Regions from separate parts of the Homo sapiens genome. Here region 1 is linked to region 2. Evidence: chromatin contacts called from ENCODE Hi-C or POLR2A ChIA-PET data. All regions are on one chromosome and are shown on one strand. The core of a region is the stretch at or near the end of the contact, and the rest is flanking DNA. Distances in the headings are between cores, read along the strand shown.

Evidence for each region. A loop is a pair of places that touch in the nucleus more often than their neighbours do. ChIA-PET counts read pairs that join two places held with the same protein, here RNA polymerase II (POLR2A). Pooled maps may share reads with other maps.
Region 1: a loop to region 2 is called in a pooled map, with 2.8 times the contacts of the local background. The contact joins the enhancer-like site here to the promoter of LINC01791 in region 2. A Hi-C loop is called at or near these places in 1 of 168 maps with a recorded cell type or tissue (mammary epithelial cell) and 8 of 50 pooled maps. POLR2A ChIA-PET finds 5 or more read pairs at or near these places in 2 of 52 experiments (A673 and Panc1).

Annotation. Positions count from the first base shown.
Region 1 is chr19:31,337,556-31,342,676 of GRCh38, reverse strand. All of the region lies in intron 1 of TSHZ3 (teashirt zinc finger homeobox 3), which reads left to right. It overlaps TSHZ3-AS1 (TSHZ3 antisense RNA 1), which reads right to left. Exons shown (of 3, transcript XR_002958388.2): 1 at 1-5,121. Among named protein-coding and RNA genes, the nearest start is that of TSHZ3, 9.3 kb to the left of the region's middle. RefSeq lists an enhancer at 1,350-1,874. Within about 2 kb of position 2,181, at least 6 of the 41 ENCODE cell types and tissues checked have a DNase peak (open chromatin) inside an H3K27ac peak, as active enhancers do; they include A673, where a contact is called at or near this core.
Region 2 is chr19:31,164,256-31,169,181 of GRCh38, reverse strand. LINC01791 (long intergenic non-protein coding RNA 1791) reads right to left here and starts at 1,672. Exons shown (of 5, transcript NR_147209.1): 1 at 1,593-1,672; 2 at 1,349-1,497. It also overlaps a transcript of TSHZ3 not described here.

The sequences.
Region 1 (5,121 bases), core at 932-3,431, 170 kb before region 2:
TGATTTTCCATTCCCATCATTAAATCTAGTCCTATGTATTCAGTTTCCTCTGAGTTCTTTGAGAAATGCATGTTGCATAAAATAGGCAATTTTTAATGAACAATTTAATGTAAATGGGTTTTGAATTTAAATTAATATTAATGAAGCCTTGAGTGAATTTATTTTGCATACGTAAAGACTTGTAAGTCTTTCACCCATGTGCTTTCTCCTTTATGTATTAACATTGGTTGGGTGGATTAACCAGCACCTTTTAAAGATTTACACTTAAAAAATTAAATTGATTTTATATGTCCACTATCACCAACGTACTATTAAGCAAAAAGCATGAGTTCAATTTTAAGAGAATACAGCTTTTTCCCTGTTAAACCCCTCAGTTTCCATTGCTCAGAAAGCTGCCGTTGGTGTGGCATTGCTGCTAGAGAAAATACACCCCAACAATAGTTACCACAATCAAGATGTTTTCTTTCTTTGGCTTACCTCTAATGCATTATGTATCCTGGAATGATACGAAGTTCTGTAATTAATTCTGTTAGATGTAATTGCTATAATCACTTTGATGTTACACATAATAAAGGTAATATGGTAAGTACATAAAAAATGTAAACACCTTATTGTAATACTCCTGCTAAAATGCCTTCTCATCAAGTCTGGTTTATAGACAAGTGTTCCTATTTTTGGTCATAGGTGACAGTTTATTCGAGCTGTGTTCATTGATATTCTAAAGGAGAGGCATTTATTGGAAAAGATGGGCCTTGGTTTGGAGGGATCTCCAAGCTGGTTGCCTAGGAATCTTAATGCCCGTTTTCTTAAAGATGTGGCTAATTATGAAAAGGTGACCATTGTCTTCTGAGTAGACCAGAGAGGTAAACACTTCAGAAGTAGCCGTGGAACCAGGGAAGAATGTGGCCTAGGAGTGAGTGAGGAGCCAGGAGAATGCTAGCAGAGGATTCGGATCAAAGGAGCTGTTCTGTAGGTTTTCTTATGGTGTGGGACTGTGGGAAGTGCTGTGTGTGTGTGTGTGTGTGTGTGTGTGTGTGTGTGTGTGTCAGAGAGAGAGAGAGAGAGAGTGAGTGCATGCTAGCAGGTGAACAGAGAAGGCCACCTTTCTATAACAGTGCAATAAGGGAAATAACATGCAGGATATCTACTTTATTATTTTCCTACACCTTTCATGGGGGTGGGGGCTACAGATGGTGCCTCACTGTTGCATGACATGTCCGGGAGTGGCTGATGTTGCCTGTTGGACTGAAACCTGTGTGGTATTTGAGACACACTCCCACCCCATCAGGCCTCTGTGCACCTACCCTGGATCCAGACCACCACAGGACATCAGGGAAGTTTGCCTGAGACCCCAAGTGCGCAATACTTGTGGGATGCTTCTGAAACACATGTACATTATGTACATTACTCTTTGCCAATGCATCTTGCAAGAGGCTAGAATGTGGTGGGGTAGGAAACTTGCCATTTAATTTTACCTTCCTGGAGATCCTAGAGTCAAACTAGTGTGTGGATCTGCTGGACACCCGTAATGAGCTGCACCTTGTCCCAAGTGTTACAGAGGTCTGGAGGCCTCGGGACTCAGGGTCAGCTTGGCAGTTTCCACGTGCCTTCCCCCATCTATATTGTATTTTTCAGTAAGGGATTGCACACAGAAATCAAATAACAGAAGGTGCCTGTGTGAGAAGGGGATGCTGCAGTCTCTTTGGAGGAAGAAAAAGGTGTGTTACAGTGGTTGAGAGATGGAAGGTGAACGCAGTGGTTCCCTGGCCTGTGTCCAGAGCCTGTGAAGGCAGGTCTTGCTGCCAGCTTTAGCTGGCTGGGTGCAGACTGGCTGGGGAAAGCGGGGCCTGCCTCCTGGGTCTTGGCCCTGCAGCCTCCTGCCTGCCAGGTAAGCAGGGGCTGGAGGAGAGGGTCCTGGGGTCTGGGCCCTGGGCCTGGGCTGCAAACCTGCAGCCCCCAGTCCTCCCGGTAGTGACTCCTAGACTGGTTTTGATGGTGATGATGATAAAAGGTCTGAGAACTCCATAGGCCCCAGTAATCAGGGCCCGCACTGACATCCTTCTCAAGTTTGACAGCTTCTTCCTTTTCTCTCCTCACCGCCAAGGCTTTCTCAACTGAATTTCCCCGCCCTCCCTCTCCCCTCCTCCCTGCCCGCCGCCCACCCCTTCCCTCCCTTTCCCCTTTTCTGTGTGCGTCTCTCTTGTTTCATGTTCTTGATCAGTTTCAGATGCTGGGAATTATTTTTTTTCAGGCGGGAGGGGGAGTGTTGCTTTAGGTTTGTGGGTTGGGCAGGTGTGAGAGGAAGTCTGTGGTTTTTTTTTTTTTTTTTTTTTTTTTTGTACTGTAGGCCTGTTGCTAATTAATGTTCCTCCATAAGATTCTGTCGGAGTTGAGTAATGTTTTTGATCTTTATGCCTGATAACTGCATACTTAATGAGATTTCAAAGCTGTGAGTGCAGCTCCCTACAATTATTGACAGATGCCTTTTCTTTGCCATTGGGTTCAGCTTCATAAATCCTCTCGCCATAATGAGGTTCAGCAGTGCCACCCTGGCAGTGAGCTAATGAAAGGGGGAGGGCGAGGCGGCTCATGGCTGTCTGACACATTTTTTTCCTTTAAAATTTACTATGCAGATGTCAAGCTGCGGGACGATTACTTCAAACATGCTAATTTTTATCTTGCTTTTGTGTCAGCCCTTTGCCATTAAAAAATAAATAAATAAAAGGGCTAACCTGACTCCACTTGATTTCTTTTCTTTCTTTTTTTTTTTTTAAAGTCAATTTTTTTAAATAACCCACGGTGTTGCGACAGCTAGGGACTTCGACACGTGCGTGGCCTTTTGCAGGTATCAGCAGCAGAACGCCCCCCCCTTTTTTTTTTCCTTTTTGCCATGGGAAGGGCAGTGGGAGGATGGAGTACGATTTCCCAGGCCTCCCATCACCCTGCCCTAAGTATGCACTTGAAACGTCGGAGAATTCATTTCAGAGTTCTGAAACTAAATCCTGGTGGAGAAGAGCTGCACCATGCCAAACAGTCGATTTCCTTTTCAGCAGAGTCATACATCACTGACCCACCCTTCCCTCCTGACAGAATGACATATGTCATTTATCATATGGGCCCCAGCCAGACTACGGGGAGGGGAGGGAAGCCCAGGTCCATGTGAGGCTGTCTCTTCCTCCTCTTGGTACTGTACCCTGTGGCTTGCAGGAGGGAGCTCTGCTGATTTGGCAAGAGGGAAAGGGAGGAAAGAGGCTGGGCAGGGGAGAAGGGGGTAGAGCCTGCTTCTGGATGGCTGGGTGCGTGGCGTGGCGGGTGGGAGATTGGCAGAGGCACGGGAGAGGTTATGCTCATTCATATTATCTGCTAAACCACACTGTTCAGCCTTTGACACTCTTCTGACTTTTTTTCCCCCCTTTCTCATTCCTTTTCTCTTTTCCCTGCCTTTTTTTTTCCCCATTAGTCAAGGGGAGAGAAAAAAAAAAGAAAAAAGAAAAAGGTTGACAGGTATCATTCAAGCCACCCTGGCTTGCAAAGGGTGGTAGAAATGAATCTCAGGGCTCCTGACTTCACATGATTCAAACGTGCGTTATTGAAGATGGATGTTCCTTAAAAAAAGATTGATGGTGGATGCCGGGCTTCGGGTACCATTTATCATTTTGAATATTATTTAGACTTGCCGTGTAAACCTGTAACTTGAGAGTCGGACAAGCTGGGGCAGGGTAGGGGCCTGTGTGTGTGTTTCTATCGATTGGCCTTGCCTTCTCATTGCAGCTGACCAGACACAAACCCTCGCATGTGCAATACAGAAGACTCCCCCACTGGAAAAAAAAGAAAAAAGAAAGAAAGAAAGAAAGAAAAAAAAGATGGAGGGAGGAAGGCTTTAATTTTGAATAATTTCCAAGGACACAGAGAAAAATGAAGTATCTGTGATTTACACTAAAGCTCACAGGCAACTTTCTCTCTCCCTCTTTTTCTTCCCCCACAGAAGCAGTCACGTACAAAACATTAAAATATAAACAGAGCTGCAGTTGCTGAAGCCAGAACCCTTGTCTGATTTTTTTTAAACTCCGTGTCATGCTAAAAAAAAAAAAAAAAGAAAAAAAAAAGAAAAACCAACACCGTATCTGAAAAGCTTAGCACAATATAACTATTAAAAAAATCTTTTGGTTGGCTTGGTTAGTAGTGTGAGAATGAAGAAACGTAAAGACTTCCACGTCTCAGGAATATTTCAGATAAAAAATAATCTTTTGCGGCTCCCTGCCCGGGCTCCCAGCAGCCTCTTCCCCTTTGTGTCTGAGCTCTGTCCCCTCTGCAGGGCCCCAGCAGACCCCCACCAGGCCTGATGTGGACAGCTGTTCCCAAGCCCTGCCAGTTAATCGCTTCTGGGTTTGCACCCTTGAGCTGTGTGCACCAGGACACCCCCACCTACTGGAAGTACTCAGGGACGCAGCCTGGTTCACTGACACAGCCCCCAGCTGCCTGAGGAGTCGGTGAAGCTCTGGCCTTTCCACCTCTTCTGCTGCAAGAGGCCTTGCAGCCTGCTTCCCTGGTGGAAAAAGGAAAGCAGAAACTCTAGGCCTTCCTGCTGGATCTACACTACTGGGAGAGCCCCGATAGTGCAAATTTAATTGGCAGGGATTCTATTAAATATGTGACTTTATTTGGGGTTGCTAATGAAATCAAAGGCTTGTTGTATGACTTACAGTGTGGACATTAATTTTTAAGAATGATGGGATAGAAAGTTAGAACGGAAGAGTTTTTCTACCTAAAGAAATGAGAATCTAGAATTTGTGAAAGGGCTGAATGTTCCTATCTTGCTGCTTCTGGGACAAACTTTTCCCTGACATGTAAAACGCCTGCAACTGCCATGAACAGGAAAGAAATGGAAATGGTACTGATTCACTCATCAACTCCAGGCAACTTTGTGTGTGTGTGTGTGTGTGTGTGTGTGTGTGTTTATTTTGAAATAACTTTATTCGCAGCCTAACACTTTGCACTGCATTCAGCATGACTTAGAATTTACTTTTGGTGTTGTCCAGCTGCTGCCAAAAATTGGGTAGAATCAGATTGGTATTCTTTGTTGGTGCCTGGAATTGTAGCCAGTGGTACAAAGGTGATGTT
Region 2 (4,926 bases), core at 423-2,922:
GGCCTTTTTACTTTCTTTTTCTCTGCTTGAACAACTAGTCTCTCTCTCTCTCTCTCTTTTTTTTTTCAATGTCTGCTTCAAATAACATGAAGTCCACTGGGTGGAGTGACCATCTTCCCCAGCCCTGTGGTTCTCCCATTTCCAGCAACCTGGAGTGGGGATTTTTGTATTTATTTCTTTGTGGGGCTAATTTTTCAATATGTCTTCTTCGCATGTTCACATAAAGAACTGAATTTATAAAATAGTGGAGACTTGCATGGAGACTCAAGCTTATGACAGTTGGATGCTTTTCTCCCTCAGGATGAGTTGCTTTTTATACACCCCACACTATCCAAGTATGCAGCAGGCCACAGACTACGTCCTACGGGGCTCAAGACCAGCTGGCCCAGGTCAAGACCTGGGTACAGAACCTATTGCATTCCACATGGCCAAGGTATACTGAAAGGCACAGAGGGGAATGAAAGACATTGGCTTTTCTTTGTTAAGTGGTGTCAAAATCTAGGCTCTTGCAGCTTCCATCCCCACCTCAGATGTGCCAAAAGACGTTGAGCTTGCTGGTGGAAGCCAGTGTCTCCTCTGACCCTTTGAGTTAGTCATGATAATACGCTTCAATCTTCAGAGCCTATGGTGTTTGCCATTTTCCAAGTGGAATTCAGGCGCTTTGCTCTCTCCAATTTCTAGCTTTGGCTCCAGTTGTTCAGTAATGCAATCTTGAAAGGGTGAATTTGGACAATCGCAGCTTGGCCATTTTGAGCACATATGCTAGAACTAAGTCTTTTTGGCCCAGCTGTAGCTTGAATCTAATGAAAATGACAGATAATGCAGTGCTCTGTGTGCCTGCCAAAAAAGAGGATATTTCCCATGAGATAGCACCTGGTGATGCAGAAATAGACACTATAGATTTGTGATTGGCTGGTGCGTACGCGTATTCATATCTAGCCTGTATTATCAACCACGCAAGATCACATCTTGGATAATAACAGCAACAATGGCATGCATAAAAATTACTGCAGCAAAAAGGAAAAAAAAATACTAGATCAATTATGTCAATTATGCACGAGTACTTTTTCCCCTCACAGTTTTAACACTGAGAAAAGGTGGCATCTATCTCTGATCTAATTATTCACTTGCTTATTTGTGGGTTCCCCCATCTTTGAGCTCTCCTCTTTTACAGGCAGATATAAAAGAGCTCTCTTTTAGAAACACACCGTGGACTCAAACGTGCCTACATACATATGTGACTTACATTTGAGCAGTTGAATAATCAGTAACTTGAAAGTAAAGAGGAAACGCCTCTGCGTGTTCTAAAGGGAAGCGACGGGAGGGGTATATACTGAGATGACCTTACCTTAGAGCAAAAACGCCATCAGCCTCGAGAAGTGTCATAAATTAAGTTGCTATTTAAGCCCTGATTCTAGTAAAAGGGTCCAAATTTCCAAGGTGCCTTTAATGACTCTGTGTTCAGTGACAATGAAGTATTTCTTTAACAGACTGCCACTGAGCAAACAGAAAAAAATGTGTGGCTCTGGAAAGAGAGCTTGCTGTTTTCCCTTTTTTCTTCCCTTCCTTCTTCCTTTCTACCCCCTTTTTACCATCCTTTCCTGTTGCTCTTTCTTTGGCCTTCCCTTTAGAGATGCAGTTGAAAACCCTCAGCACACAATCTCGGAATGAGACAAGGGTGGAATTCTGGCAGCCTGTGTTCAACTCTTGCTGGACTTGCTCTGTGACCTCGATAAAGGTCTGCAACCTCACCATGGACACACAAAACACTGTTACACCATTTTTAAAGTGAGGGGGCTTGAATTGGATGTTCTCCCAGGTCCCTTCAATCTCTCAGATTTGAAGCAAAGGGTAATTTACCTAGGCTAGCTTAGGAGGAAGGTGATTTTGAAAGAGAAATACAAAATCATTAAGCAGATCAGTAAATTTGATAATGAATTGTTTCAATTACATTCAGGTGGCAGCAGATGTTAAATTACTTTAGCAGAACCAAGCTTAGAGGTTTGTGGTTTACTTTTCTCATTTAAATATATAGATGCAAAGGAAGAAATCACATTTCCAGTCCATCTTCTCAAAAAGCCCTACTGCGTGAAGCCCTGTAGCATAACTTCTGTTGGTCAGGAGATCAGGAACATGGGGCTCCGGTCTCAGCTCCACTTCCCAAAGATTGCGTGTGCTCTGGGTGGAGCCTTCCCCTTTTTGTGTTAAAGATCTGCCATCTATAAATGAGGGACAGACTCATCTCTGGCCCCAAAATGTGCCATGCTTCCTTGTACTGTCATCTACCTTTGCCAGGCTTTGAAAATATATATCTCAAGTATATTTGTGTTGAGCATATAGTACTTTTCTTAAGCATGTGGCTTGTGAGCTCCTGTGGGACTGGATCTTTTTGCATGCCGTAGGGGCATATAGTCTTTTGGGGAAGCTTATGATGATATTGGTTGTAGCAGTTGCAGGGGTGAAAAGGAGTGATAGAAGATGGACATTTCATCCCAGCACCGGCATCTTGACTGCCCTAGACAGGCTTCCTGTGAACCCAAAGCCTAATATGATCACCAAAGGGTCATGTTCATTAGCCCAGTTGACCCCAGGAGAGGCTGGATTCCAGCATCCAGTGGAGGAGGGATATATGGCATCTTGGTCCCAGAAGGCATCTCTCCATCCTCTCCCTTCTTGGCTGCAGCCTTCCTGGGAGCCAGTTGCTCCAAGGCCTGGCTCTAGAATGCCCTACAGAGGATAGGCACAGTGCTGATGCCACCTGTTCCCTCTCCCTCGAAGTCCCTACTCTTTCTCCAGGCTCCCTGCCCTGTCACATGGAACAAAACCACACTGGGTCTGCTTAGCTCCTGAGACAACTGCCTCTTTAAGAACTTATCTCATATTTTCAGAAATTGACTGTGAAAATTCTAAGTAATGGTGTGACATGATCACACTCACTTTCTGTAGTTAATCCTTCACGAGGGTCAGGCTCCCCTCTCTTCTCAGTGGCTCATTTGATTGTCACCTACCTTGCACAAAACCTCCCAGCCCCGAGCACTGTCTGGTGGGTTGACAGGCAGTCAGAGTGCTGAACGCTGTGCAGGAATAACTGAATTAGAAAAAAGCTGCTGGCGCTGTAATAAAGCGTTTAATGGACAGACAGCCTCTCTTGCCTTCCTTGGGGTAACACTAAATCCCTTTTTATTGTAGTTTGCACAGATGTTAGTGAGTTATCCATTTCTCTAATCATACTAGAAGTCGGCACATCCATCTTAAATAAGAAGACCAGCCCACTTGCTTTTACAGAGTCCTTTTTCTAATAAACTTGTGTCAGTTTCAGGTCAGTTTTACCAATACAAATAAAATTCAAACAAATAAAAAGTATATTGTCTCATGATGAGATTTATGTAATTATGTCCCTTAGGTCACTTTAAATTTACACGGGGAGTTACACCCTGCATAGTCCTTGTTATGGCCTGGATTTTTCTCTGATTCGGGGACACACACAAATACCCACCCACAGAGTTTACAATATTGGATCTCCCCGGGTCAGGGCAGAGCCTTTGGTGCAGAACAGCCCCTTATTTTTGTCCGAGGGCTGAGCTGGCCTGTGGGTGAGCTGCACTCGGGTCTTCTCTGAAACCATCCCCATGAGGTCACAGTTTTTGTTTCTTCGTTTATTTTATCTTTGGATGACTTCGTTTACATCCAATCTGTGCTCTAGGTAGGCCAATGTTCCACCCCTGTTGTGGTCTTATAGACCACCCAAAGATCTTTTTGCAAAAGAAAATTTTGCAAAAGAGGTTCATGTCATGAAAAAAAATGTGTTTTTTAAAAGGACACAGTGGGGAAAAAATCCTACACACCAAGGTGCTCCCATCTGCAACTTCTGTGGACCTGGGAAAGGTCACCTGAAGTTCAGGCCAGGATAAATAATTGCTGTGGTGAGGGTTCCTTTTTTCCTTTCCATGGAGTTGATGGGTTCACAGCGGTAGCTGAATCTTGATAGATTGGCAGACGCTGAAAGGAACCGCTAAGCGGTGACCGGGGCAGGGCTGCACTTCAGTTCTCAGGGCAAAGGCTGGGCAGCGGAGATTCCGGGGCTGGGTGGACGACAGGGGCCAGGTGACAAAGCCGCCTCTGTCCCTGCACAGAGCAGGAACAAACGCCGGCCCTGGCATCATCCCCGGGACGGGCTCGGCAGGGTGGGCTTTCCACCACCACTGAGGCCCGAGGCTGCCGCTCGCTTTTATGCACAGAATTACTGCTCTCTGGGGTCTCCCCTGCAAGTGAGAAGGCTGTCTGTGTTGTGTTTCCTGGTCCAATCGGCCACTTCATAAATCAAAGACGATGGGTGGTGTATTAACCATTTGATGTCCTGTTGCAGAGAGGGAAAACCACCGCAGCAGCCACAAAGGGGGGAAAGGAGGAGAGCTTGGTGGGAGCTGCACCTCACCCCGGGGAGAGCTGCTGGAACAGGAGCCTTCATGCACGCAGCGTCCTTAAAATCTTTGAATTCCCTGGCTCACTCGCCCATCATTCTGCCAAAACTGAGGTCCAGAGAGGTCGGTGTGACTTGTGTAAGCTCTATCAAACAGGAGGATGGAGAAGCTCAGACTGGGACCCGAGGCTCTGGCTCCTAGCACAGTGCTCCTTCATTCACTCACCATTCATTCATTTATTCAACAAATGTGTATGGAGTGTGTGCTCTGTGCCAAGCACTGTGCTAGGCTGTAGGTGGCTGCCAGGGAAATATTTAGAACAGTGTCTAACATTTCACGTTTATAAAGAAATATTAGTGTTTCTTTCTTTGGTTATTAATGAATAAGTATGCAATCCTGCATACCTGAGATTTCTATCCTTCCAGGGGCTCTTGTTGGGTTTCTCTCAGGGGTCCAGGTCAACAGCGCGTCCCCAGAATTCGCAGTGCAGGAACAGCGGGGCATT